2 separate regions of the Homo sapiens genome follow, and region 2 is linked to region 1. A link is a contact called in ENCODE Hi-C or POLR2A ChIA-PET data. All regions are on one chromosome and are shown on one strand. The core of a region is the stretch at or near the end of the contact, and the rest is flanking DNA. Distances in the headings are between cores, read along the strand shown.

The links. Hi-C counts contacts between places; a loop is a spot of excess contacts on that map. ChIA-PET counts read pairs that join two places held with the same protein, here RNA polymerase II (POLR2A). Pooled maps may share reads with other maps.
Region 2: a map of endothelial cell of umbilical vein shows a loop between it and region 1 (5-fold over the local background). The contact joins the promoter of GCNT1 here to the promoter of PCSK5 in region 1. A Hi-C loop is called at or near these places in 4 of 168 maps with a recorded cell type or tissue (CD8-positive, alpha-beta T cell, endothelial cell of umbilical vein and naive thymus-derived CD4-positive, alpha-beta T cell) and 7 of 50 pooled maps. POLR2A ChIA-PET finds 5 or more read pairs at or near these places in 2 of 52 experiments (H1 and activated T-cell).

The regions. Positions count from the first base shown.
Region 1 is chr9:75,887,859-75,894,517 of GRCh38, forward strand. It overlaps PCSK5 (proprotein convertase subtilisin/kexin type 5), which reads left to right and starts at 2,815. Exons shown (of 38, transcript NM_001372043.1): 1 at 2,815-3,515. The coding sequence starts at 3,324.
Region 2 is chr9:76,454,690-76,461,029 of GRCh38, forward strand. It overlaps GCNT1 (glucosaminyl (N-acetyl) transferase 1), which reads left to right and starts at 4,493. Exons shown (of 4, transcript NM_001490.5): 1 at 4,493-4,616; 2 at 5,371-5,488. RefSeq lists silencers at 4,278-4,817, 5,808-5,877 and an enhancer at 5,428-5,537.

The DNA.
Region 1 (6,659 bases), core at 1,565-4,064:
CCAACCAGGGCATGCTCACAGAAGGAAAGAGTGCTAGTGGAAAGAAAAAGAGAAAGACACCATGGAGAAAAAAATATTAATGATCAATTTTTCCACCCCAAGAAAAAAATCTCCAGGCTCCAGAAAACCGGGTGCAGTGATTCCTCTCCATTTCATTCAGAATTTGAAGCCCAGAGACAACAAGGCTTTGAAAGAGAAGCATTTTGTGCTGCCTTTGTAGTCCTAAACAATTAACAGCTCCAGAGTCCCAGAGAGAAACCCGTACGGCATCCTTCAAACTTGTTACAAAGTACCTTATGTAGTGGCAACCCTTCTGTGGATCACGGTGAGACAGGTCCTTCCTCCTACCTGAAATGCCCACAATTCTGAATTAAAAAAAAAAAAAGAGAGATTGACTGTCCCTTATATGTGTATTGAGATGTGGACCTTGACTGAAGTCTTATCCCATCTGAAATTTACCATCTTCAAGAGGGGTAATCCAATGTCCCTATGCATAGATGCAGATTGTCAGAGTTAACAGTGTTGTAATAGATTGTGAGCTTTCGGACTCCATGGCTAGGGAAGCAGGAAGAGATGTGTCTACAGGGACTGGCTAGCAGGGAGACTGTACCAAAACTCTAAAGCACAAGCATAGTGCTTATGTTTTCCTCTTAAAAATAATAATAATAGGGCCGGGAGCGGTGGCTCACGCCTGTAATCCTAGAACTTTGGGAGGCCGAGGCGGGCGGATCACAAGGTCAGGAGATCGAGACCATCCTGGCTAACACAGTGAAACCCCGTCTCTACTGAAAATACAAAAAAATTAGCCAGGCCTGGTGGCGGGCGCCTGTAGTCCCAGCTGCTCGGGAGGCTGAGGCAGGAGAATGGCGTGAACCCGGGAGGCGGAGCTTGCGGTGAGCCGAGATCGCGCCACTGCACTCCAGCCTGGGCAACAGAGCGACACTCCGTCTCAAAAAAATAAATAAATAAATAATAATAATAATAATAATAATAATAGGACGGGCATGGTGGATCATGCCTGTAATCCCAGCACTTTGCGAGGCCAAGGCAGGCAGAGCATTTGAGATCAGGAGTTCGAGACCAGCCAACCCTGTCTCTACTAAAAATACAAAAATTAGCCAGCCTGTAATCCCAGCTACTCGGGGAGGCTGAGGCAGGAGAATCGCTTGAATCCGGGAGGCGAAGGCTGCAGTGAGCCAAGATCACACCACTGCACTCCAGCCTGGGCGACAGAGCGAGACTCTGTCTCAAAAATACATACATACATACATACATACATACATACATACATACATACATACATACCTTCAATAATAAACCACATTTACTCTACAGTATTCAGAGATTCTGAATTCCACTAATTTTTTGTGCCTCCCCCTTCCCCTTTCTCCAGTGTACAGCACAATTCATTGCACATGCTAGGTGCTCAAAACAGATGTGTTGAATCAGTCAAATAAATAAACGAATAAAATACATACACTTCTGCACATGTTTTAGTTCTTCTGATCTTCTATTTCTTCAGCTATAATGTGGGGATGATGTTATTTTGTGGGTTTGTTTTCAAGATTAAATAATATAGCATACCTTATACAATATGTAAAATGTCAAATGCTATGCTCAAAGGTACTAGTGGAATTTTAAGTCTGCAGGTATCTTTCAGATTTTAAAAAATCAGTACCAAAAGCTATAGGTGGGATGAGTTAATTAATCTCAAACACATTTAAATTAACAGGAAGAAAGAAATAGGGCATGGTAGGAGGAGAGAAAGGAGGACAGTTAGGGATATAGTGAATACTTTTAAAGTCAGTTGAATTATTTCATACGGGATAATTTTTCTTGTCACAGTAAATCACCCTGTGCCCCACCCCCGCTCCAGGAAGGCAGGGAGGTTGTAAAGGAGAAGCGAGAAGAGGGTTAATTTGAGCTCCCTCCTGCCTGCTGCAGTCACAGTGCATGATAGAGTAATGAAGGTGACGCCGCCACATATCTCATCTGAACTTCCTCTGTGGTCTTTTTCATATTAAAGTCTTTCACTGTTACAGGACTGTGCTTGGAAAAGTTGGGAAACTTTTCCCTTGGTGGAGAAAAAGAAGCCCTCGTCAGACGCAATCCAACAAATGAATGGAGTTATTTCCTTGGCCCAACATGTCCATCCACTAGCACACCAAATATTCATAGAAACATCTTTCCTCACTTCCAAGGCCGGAATTGTACTCTCCCGTGGCGTTGCCTAGTATCGCAGATTTCGAAAGTGAGCAGGCAACAGACTTGGCTTTCGAGCCAATTCTAGGAGTCGATGCGACTTACTGTCCTGTGTGGTAGCTTCTCCCGGGAGCAGAAAGTGTAAAATAAACAGCTGCTGAAAAGCATGAAGAATTAACGAAGTGAAAATCTCGAGTTATTTGTTCGGCAATTGACACGTAAGTGACCTCCTTAAATGCCTAGTTATTTAAGGACGTTTAGAACGAGGATGAATGAATCTTCAGGGCGGTTAATTCGCACCGGCGTGTAAATTTCTTTAGTCTTTCGGGAAGTGGCGGTAAATTCATACAAATCCAGCAGGGAGGGAAGAGAAGGGAGTAAAACCACGATCTCGGAGCGCTCTTCTCAGTCCTTTGGAAAGACTTGCCTTTACTGCCCGGAACCCTGGAGGTTACAGCTGGGCGAACCCGGAGGCGCTAGGACCTCGTCAGCGCCTGGCTGCGGCCGCTTTCAAGAGGGCGGAGGAGGGAGAGGAGGAGGGCGATGTGGGAAAGGAGGGGTGTTAAGGGGGGCGGGGGAAGTCATTTATGCAGAGCAGGAGCTGCTGCCATTGCCACTCAGAATCCTCGCGCGCTGCTCGGAGCCGGAGGGAGCGCTGGGAGCGAGCAAGCGAGCGTTTGGAGCCCGGGCCAGCAGAGGGGGCGCCCGGTCGCTGCCTGTACCGCTCCCGCTGGTCATCTCCGCCGCGCTCGGGGGCCCCGGGAGGAGCGAGACCGAGTCGGAGAGTCCGGGAGCCAAGCCGGGCGAAACCCAACTGCGGAGGACGCCCGCCCCACTCAGCCTCCTCCTGCGTCCGAGCCGGGGAGCATCGCCGAGCGCCCCACGGGCCGGAGAGCTGGGAGCACAGGTCCCGGCAGCCCCAGGGATGGTCTAGGAGCCGGCGTAAGGCTCGCTGCTCTGCTCCCTGCCGGGGCTAGCCGCCTCCTGCCGATCGCCCGGGGCTGCGAGCTGCGGCGGCCCGGGGCTGCTCGCCGGGCGGCGCAGGCCGGAGAAGTTAGTTGTGCGCGCCCTTAGTGCGCGGAACCAGCCAGCGAGCGAGGGAGCAGCGAGGCGCCGGGACCATGGGCTGGGGGAGCCGCTGCTGCTGCCCGGGACGTTTGGACCTGCTGTGCGTGCTGGCGCTGCTCGGGGGCTGCCTGCTCCCCGTGTGTCGGACGCGCGTCTACACCAACCACTGGGCAGTCAAAATCGCCGGGGGCTTCCCGGAGGCCAACCGTATCGCCAGCAAGTACGGATTCATCAACATAGGACAGGTAACGAACTACAGGCTAGCCCAGCCCTCGGCCCTGAAGCCACTGGGGGCTTCTTGTCCCCTCTGCGTGGAACCCCCTCCCCCTCTTCCAGATGTGCTCTAGCAGCTGTTGCCCTAACTCTTGGGCGATGCTCTGTCTCCTGCGCGCGCGCGCGTACGCACACACACACACACACACACACACACACACACCCCAGAGTTGCCGGGTCCGTGTTTTGTTTACTTGTCTTTTCCAAGCCACGCGGGACTGGTAGGGTCTCGGGAAAAATCCAGAGTGCCCCCGTGGTGGCTTCAGAGACGGCTGGACCTTTTGACCTGAAAAGTCGAGTAGCACTAGTAATCTGAGGCAGTCTCAGAGAGGGTGATCGTGGGGAGAGGGGGAAATTAGGTCTTTTGGGGGATAGGGGGTGAGCGCGCCTCTGATGCCTGCGGGGAAGGGAAAGCCTTTCCTGCTCGGACCTGAATTTAGCCCAGAAAGAAGTTTCCTCTTGGGCGAGAGAACCTCTGGCGCTGGAGACTCCGGAGGCGCGGGGACTGGAGCTGGAAGGGAGGAGAAAGGAGGGGGAGGGAAGAGGGGGCCGGCCCCGGTGTGAGTGCAGATTTAGGGGAGACCTCTAGGCTTTCTCGCCTTAAGCGAGGTCCGCGTGGGGGCTCCCGGAAGGGAGTTGTAGTGGGGAGGTGGGAAACTTCCGAAACCGGCTGGCTGGGTTCCGCTCCGGGAAAACGAGGAGTCTTACCCCGGGACGGAAGGTGCCGGGCCGGGAGGTTGCGCCGTGGGGCGAGAGTTGGGCAGGCAGCAGGGGCGCGGGGTTTTTGTGGGGTGCCGCTCTCGGGCTTTTGGCAGAGCTCTCCTGCTAGGGAGAAATGCCCATAAACTAAGGTGATGCTATGAGGATGATTGGAAGCGTAACAGATTTGGAAGTACTCCGGGTTCAGTGGTCTTGGCTTTCTGGTTCTCTTCCCCCGACACCCCTGCGAGAAATGGGGGTAGAGAGGGCTATGAAAGTGGGTCCCAGAAAGTACCCCCCTCCACATACACACCGCAAGCATCTTTGGGGTTGGCCGGAGGGGCGGGCCCTGGCTGGGCTCAGGCGAGAATCCGCTGGAATGGGAGGTGAGGATGATGGATGGCGCCTTTCCAGCAGGCGCGCTTTGGGGACTGCCCGGGGTGCACGCACCCTGCGTGCTCTGCCAGGGGGAAGGGAGAGGGAGGTGCTGGCTGGTGCCGGCGGAGTGGGAGAGTACGGACAGTTTCTGAGGCCATTGCGTTCCACGCCCAGGAACCCGGGGACACCCCCCGCCCCTCCTCCCCGCCGCCTGGGGGATGCGGCACCTGGAGAGGAGGCAGAGCTGCTGTCGCCGCGTTTAGAAGGAGCTGGGGAGTGCGGGGAGTGTTCAGAGGAGCAAGAGCACAAGATCTTGCTCTTTGCCCGCCCAGAGGGAGGACATATTCCAGAGAAGCCAGCCCTGTGGAGAACTGAGACTAGGGCAAGGGGCACGGTTTGTATTCCCTCCTGCCCCTGGAACTAAGGAAGTAAGGGAAGCCAGCCAGATTTTGTTGCTTGAGTGACTGTTATCTGCGGAAGATTTCCATTCTAAAGGCTCGTTGGGATTCTACTGGCTTCTTTTTCTCTGGAAGAAAACACTGAGTCCGTTCAGGTCTTTTTACATGAACTTAAAGTTGGGCACTGCCTATGCCCTGGGAATGGAACTGGGGAGGCTAGCACTGAAAGTAGCTAGTACTATTAATCTTTCCAGAGATTCATCTCGGGTTCTGCTAACATTGAACATCTCACACATGACCAGGCATTTTTGGAGGAATAAATTCTTGAACATACCCTTCTTTCTTAATCTCAAAACAACCTTGTTTGGTGAATATTACCTCACACACAGGAGATGAGGAAACCGAGACCAGCTAGACAGTGGCAAAGCAGTGATTCAGACCTGCTACTCTGACTGTTGCAGGCCCAGTCCCCCATGGATCCTGCCTTTTAGGGAACCCTTCCATGCCATGATGAAGGAGGAAGGAAGTAAAATCTCCATTTCCTTGAATTCTGATTTAATGGCTCAGTAGGCTGGAAGCAAATATCTGGTCTCAGTTCACAGATATTTAGTTCAAACGCACCTAGCTTTCTTGACTTTAACAAGGGCAGAAACAGCTGTTACCTTTCTGAATTAATTGAGCAGAACTGGTATATGACAGAATCTGGCATAGCGAGATGGGAGAAATTGTCACCAAATCCACTTTTGAACAAGCAAACATTGCAATGTCCTGCAACCTCTGCTTGACTATTTACAAAAGGCCTTATAGTGAAGATTCATGGCTTCTCATTAAAAATAATAATGCTAAGAAAGTTTACATACAAATAACACCAAGGATGATTTATTGTGGTTTTACAGCGCCAATGAGGAAATTTAGTGCTTATAGAGGTTACAGAGGACCCCTTGAACCAGTGTAAAAAGATCAGCTATTCTACAGTGGAGAGCATTTCCTCTGTAGATCAAAGGAGCTTAAGCCTATGCTAAGTCTTTGGGGTGGTAAATGGAGTTCACACGTGCAATATCATTGCACTGTACAGGCCAAATGTATTTCTTATTCATCCTTTACTGCTCTGACCTTTCAACACTTTAGACATCCTTTTGTTATTCTTTCCATCAGTAAACCAGCTGTGGATCAGCTGAGGGCAGTAACTAATTTGCAGATGCGTCTGGAATGTTCTGTTTTTTACCCATTTGGGCTTGGGGTCTCATCTTACGTGTTGCAAATTGGAACTGAAACTTGTTATTATTTCTGCAGTCATTTACTATCCTGGTAGTATTTTTTATATCTTCGGTATGATATTCTAGGTGAGTAAGGTAGTAAATTTTCACCACAGTAAAGGTATAGTTTTGACCATTTGCTCAGAATATCAATGTAATGTTTTGTGTAGCATCTTAGCATTTGAAAGTCACGAGAGGTAAGATTTCTGGCCAGGGCATTTCTATGGAAAATAATAGCTGTGCCTCTTCTGTTAAAAAAAAGATGGGATGTGCAGAGTAACACAAGAAGAAAGCAAACAAACAAGCAAAAAGGACGTGCTTGATTTCCAGAAGGGAACATAAATGAAGGTTTTCTTGCCTTTGTTCATAGAGCTAGCATATGTTT
Region 2 (6,340 bases), core at 3,243-5,742, 570 kb after region 1:
TGGTCTTATAAGGCTGTTTTCCCTGCTCTTGCTTGCTCTCTCTCATCTGCCGCCGTGTAAGATGTGCCTCTTCCCCTGCTGTCATGATTAAAAGTTTCCTGAGGCCCCCCCAGCCAGGCAAAACTGTGAGTCAATTAAACCTCTTTTCTTTTCTTTTTTTTTTTTTTTTTTTTTTGTTAGACAGAGTCTCACTCTGTCGCCAGGCTGGAGTGCAGTGGCATGATCTCAGCTCACTGCAACCTCCGCCTCCCGGGTTCAAGCGACTCTCCTGCCTCAGCCTCCTGAGTAGCTGGGATTACAGGCGTGCACCACCACGCCTGGATAATTTTTGTATTTTTAGTAGAGACAGAGTTTCACCATGTTGGTCAGGCTGGTCTCGAACTCCTAACCTTGTGATTCGCCCGCCTCAGCCTCCCAGAGTGCTGAGATTACAGGCGTGAGCCACCGCACCCAGCCTTTAAACCTCTTTTCTTTATAAATCATCCAGTCTCAGAAATGTCTTTATAGCAATGTGAAAGCAGACTAATACAGGACATTAAGGGGCTTATTCCAAATTCCAATGCTGGTTTAGGCTGAGACTAGATTAAAGGGCAAAGACCTGATGGAAGGAGAAAAGCCTCATTGAAGTTTGATCAAGTAAGGTATTTGCCCAGATTGATCAGTAGGGGCAAATGGTTCAGCTAACCATTTATAAGATGAGAATGGAAATTTGGAGCGCATGTCTATGGCCTTGTTGTAAGTGTGAAAGGATGTTATCCATGATGATTACCTAAGTCATTTGGGGAAAGGTGGTTCTATGTAGTTAGTGGTTTCTCAGAAAATACAGCCGGGAGAGGATGTTCACTGGTCTCCAGTAACACAAAGTATAGGTCAAGCAACACCATCCCCTTACTTTTTTTTTAATTTATTCTTATTTATTTATCTATTTTTGAGATGGAATCTTGCTCTGTCACCCAGGCTGGAGTGCAGTGGCATGATCTTGGCTCACTGGAACCTCCGCCTCCCAGATTCAACCGATTCTCGTGCCTCAGCCTCCCCAGTAGCTAGGATTACAGGCATGTGCCACCGCACCCAGCTAATTTTTATATTTTTAGTAGAGACGGGGTTTCGCCATGTTGGCTAGGCTGGAACTCGAACTCCTTACCTCAAGTGATCTGCCCACCTCGGCCTCCCGAAGTGCTGGGATTACAGGCATAAGCCACCATGCCCTGCCTCTGTCCCGTTATTTGATTGTACTTGTAACTATAGTTTTATTATGACATTTTAAGAATATATTGCTATTGTATTAATCATTACTATGACAGCTGTGTTTATCAGACACTTTCCCACATCTATAATATTAGGAGAGTTGGGTGTTTGTGATCATGAGTTTGCTCCTTGTGCTGGTTATTGAAGTATGTCTTAGAGTTCAAACTCAAGCTTCTATCTTCTGCTTTGTGAGCCAGGGCTGGGACTTAGCAAATCACATTTCCTATAAGGTTTTGCTTATAAGGGGTGCTTGAGGAGAGGGACTTGCTACTTTATAGCTGCTTACTGTTCCTGTCCATGTTACCAAGCAATGGCTCTTCTCCCTGGCTGCAGCAACAGCTGGTTCCAGTTTCTTAGATTTGTTTGTTTGTTTTAATCCACCCTCTCCCATCCAGCCTCAATATTTACCTTCAGAGATAAAAGCACCAGCTGGGTACCGCCCCCTCCTTTGAGGTCTGACTCCCAGCCAACCAGGGGCCCTCTCCTGGCTGTTAGGTTCTGATAACCCCAACACTTCCCCTCTCCCCAGCTCTGTGCATGGCAGCTGCTTCCTGCAGTTACTCTCTCTCTGTTACTACAATGTTTTTGCCTTGCCAATCTTCATGACCTTAAATTCTCTGTAAAAGTAATTGCTGTGATTTCTGTTTTCTGACTGGGCCCTGACTGATACACCCCTAAGCATTCCAGAAATACCTTCTAAACTACTTGTATAGATTTATGGGTGTATGTTATTGCAGGCATTAAAAATAAGTGGGCTGGGCAAGGTGGCTCACACCTGTAATCCCAGCATTATGGGAGACTGAGGTGGGTGGATCGCTTGAGCGTGGGAGTTCAAACCCAGCCTGGGCAACATGGTGAAACCCTATCTCTACAAAAAATACCAAAAAATTACCGGGCATGGTGGCACACACCTGTAGTCCCAGCTACTTGGGAGGTTGAGGTGAGAGAATCACCTGAGCAGGGGTAAGTTGAGGCTGCAGTGAGCTGTGATTGCGCCACTGTGCTCCAGCCTGAGTAACAGAGTGAGACCCTGTCACATACACAAACAAAATGGATTACACTTATGGTATACAGGCAGTATCCAACTGACAAACAAGATATATTCCAAAAGTTAATTCATAAATCTATTGCTTGGCCACCACCCCTGGTTAATTTATCTATTTTTATTTTGTAGAGGTGAGGTCTGGCTATGCTGCCCAGGCTGATCTCAAACTCCCAGGCTCAAGTGATACTTGTACCTCGGCTTCCTAAAGTGTTGGAATTACAAGCGTGAGCCATTGCAAACAGCCAGCTATATTTTATTTTTAATTAATTAATTTATTTATTTTTGAGATGGAGCCTTGCTTTGTCACGCAGGCCAGAGTGCAGTGGCACGATCTCAGCTCACTGCAACCTCCACCTCCCGGGTTCAAGCGATTCTCATGCCTCAGCCTCCTGAGTAGCTGGGACTGCAGGCACACGCCACCGCAGCTGGCTAATTTTTGTATTTTTAGTAGAGACGGGGTTTTGGTATGTTGGCCAGGCTGGACTCAAACTCCTGACTTCAGGTGATCCACCCACCTCGGCCTCCCAAAGTGCTGGAATTACAGGCATGAGCCACTGTGCCCAGCCCCGGCTATACTTTAAACTTATGTTTAGCAATTAACATGTCAGTATTTTAACTTACAAATGACTCAGACATTTAATGAATATCTATTACTTAATTTAATATGTTCGAAATTTCAAGTCACCAAAAAAGATTTTTAAAACTATTTTTAAGTAGACAAATTTTATAAAACAAATTATTTTTAAAAGTTTATAAACTTTTATTCCATTTACATTTACCTAATCTACTTGCTCTTAACAATTATGCTTGAATTGCTCATGAAAAATTTCATGAGATATTAAACAAAGCTAGCCATTGAAGGAGTTCAGGAGTTTTTCCCAAAATCATTTCCTCTCCCCTAAATTGTCCCTCCCCAATGAAGAGGATACACAAGCTCCTAAAATCTCAGTTTTTGTTGGGGGAGGCAGAGGGAATATTAGTTTTTCTTTTCTGTGATACCCCCTACACGAAATCTGTGTACTTTTTCTCTTGTTAATCTACCTGCAGTCAATTTATTTCATAGACTTAGTTATCCAAGCCTCAGAGAGTAGAGGGGAAGTCTTTCTTCCTCTATACCATCATCTTATGTTAATTTTTGTTGACAAATCAGGCAAGTGTCAAACATATCACAGTCTAATGGCCTCTGAGTTGGATTTTTTTTTTTTTTTTTTTTTTTTTGAGATGGAGTCTCGCTCTGTTGCCCAGGCTGGAGTGCAGTGACACGATCTCGGCTCACTGCAAGCTCCGCCTCCCGGGTTCACGCCATTCTCCTGACTCAGCCTCCCGAGTAGCTGGGACTACAGGCGCCCGCCACCACGCCTGGCTAATTTTTTGTATATTTAGTAGAGACGCGGTTTCACCATGTTAGCCAGGATGGTCTCGATCTCCTGACCTGGTGATCCGCCCGCCTCGGCCTCCCAAAGTGCTGGGATTACAGGCGTGAGCCACCGCGCCCGGCCAGAATTTTTTTTAAACAACATGGAAACAAATAAGACCTCGTTCTGTTTTCTAGGAGCTAAAAATCCAACGAAAGAAGACACAGACACAATATTCCCCTTGTTACAAAGAGAACTGTGTCAACTTTTATAACTGACACAAAGATCTGTGCTATAAGGGCGGGGAAGGTTTTTTCCTACTTTCCACAGCACTGTGGATTGTTCCACAGTTTAATTTGATCTTAATTTTTATGTGGAAATACACATGAATGTAATGAGTTCTTAAATGCTAAATTTAGGAAGCAAGGTTCGTTAGGGGAGAGAAAAAAACACCTACATGGTTATCTCTAAACTTTACATATCGAGAACCTTGGAATTTAATTTTATTGTTGTTCTGTAACATATTTTCATGTTTAAAATCAGAAAAGGCAGCATTTCTCGAGTTTCCTGCTTTCGAGGAAGGGAGGCATAAAATGTTTAAAAAGACGCCGCTCACACACCTCTTAAGAATCAGAGCACAGTGAGGAAGAGGAGCGAGGAAGCACTAGGATCGCAGCGCTACTCCCAGACCACGTCAGTGCCCAGAGGGCGCCCTCGCCTGTAGGCGGGAACCGCGAGTCCGCAGCAAGTCCCCAGCCCCGAGCTCGCGCAGGTGGGCGAGGCGGGGACGTGGTGGGCGGGGCCTAGAAAGGCGGGGCCTCTGGGGGCGGCCCCGGGGCGGGCCACGCTGGTGTGAGGGCTGCAGGCGCAGCTCCGGAGCGCCTAGAGCGCGGCGCGGGGCGGGAGCTTGGTGGAGCAGGAGCGGCTGGGCATCCTCCTGAGACTCCGGGGTCAGACGCCCACTCCAGGTAACCGGCTCTCCCTCGTGTTCCCCTGCTCGGCCGCCCGGCGGTGGGGGAAGGCTGAGAAGGATGGGTGGGAGGGAGCCGGCTCTCAGCCAGTGCCCCGTGGCCCCGGGCGGGCTGGGCTCCCCCGCGGAGGAGGAAGCAGAACCGGGGTGCGCCCGGGACCGGAATGGAGCGGCGCCTCTTCCTTCCACCTTCATTTTCCGTCCGCTCAGTGGGGCTGGGACGCCGGTGCCCCGTGTCCCCTGAAAGTCACTTTCTGGCCTCTTGCCCCTGGTCCGTGTAGCTTAGATGTCGGAGGGGTTGGCTGCGGGCGTGGATAGGCAGGGAACGAACAGACTCGCTGCCATCCCATGGGTGCCAGGGGCTTAACTTCATTTAACTTCATTGAATCCTAACGCCAGCCCGGCTAAGATGCATTTTCACCCCTACTTTACTGATAAAGAGGCCAACGCTAGGATAATAAATGACTCACCCTGGAGCAAACTATTACTAATAAGAAAAGAGACGTTAGTTTAGGGGCTCCGAAGCCTCTCCTTTCCTGCTCCCTCGCTTTCCTTCTTCTCGCGGCAGTCTAGGAAACTCGCGCGCAGGGTCTATTACGAAAACAAGTGATTCGTCTTAAAAGCATTTTACCCCCTCCTAGGTTTCTCTTTCCTCTTTTTTTTAAGTATCTCAGGCAGATTCCTCCAAGTTTTGGTTATTAGGTTTTTGAAATGGAAGAAGCCCTTGCTCACTGCTTCTTTTCTCCTGGCAGCGCTTTCTGCGCAGCACAGGCACCCTCGCCTGTCACGCCTCCCTCTCCTCTTCCCGTCTCCCAGCGTGGATGAGGGCGCCTGCAGATCCCGGCTAGGGCACGGACCGCCTAGGCCGAGGTAGGTTCTGTAGGCACCTGGCATGCTGTAGATGCATATAAACGTTGCCCTGTACACCCTTTGCCTTGTTATTTCTTTCTGCAGAAAAGAGAGTCGGTTTTTTACACATAATGGGGCAAGAGGCCAATTGGGAAGATATATGGTGTTCAAAGAAAGCCGTGGTGCCTTGAGATGAGAATGCGGCCACAGCTTTTTGTGGGCTGAATTTGATGGGTGGGAGGTGAGAGACGTGGTCTGGAAGTTGTCTCTTCGTCTGGCATTCTGCCCCCCTTCCAGAGCTGTTCTGAAAGGCCGGTTTGTTTTATAGAGGGGAGGAGGAGGGCTTAGTAGTTTTTAAAGATCAGTGTAAATTACCTGCTAGGAGCTTAGGCAATTCCAGGCAGGCCCCCCTGCTGGAGGCTTTCGTAACAGATTTCAGTTCTAGCAGGGAGGAAAACTCAGACTGTGTAGATACCTGCTTTTTCTTAAAGGAATTTTTTTCGGGCCCTTAAAATGGTAGTTTTGGGAAACTGATTTCTTAGAAATGGCAAACTCCTTTATTTTAAAATACAATATACCAAACTATGAATTTACTTTTAAAAAGTTTTATTGGCCGAGAGGTTGATATTTTTTCCATTTCATGATGAGGGTTTGACGGTCACTGCCACCTCCTCTGCCCGTCCTTCAACTTGGCCCTGTAAAGGATCTCCTTAGCCTTGGCCCCAAGTTTGTACTAGATTCTATCCTTCATTAATTATAGTTCATTCTTGATTAATGATAGCAATGCTTCCACTCACTTTTTAAGGAGTTACTCCTTTTCCGTTTGTAATTGAATTGCTTAACAGTAAGAAAAACGTTTTTCCCTAAAACTGG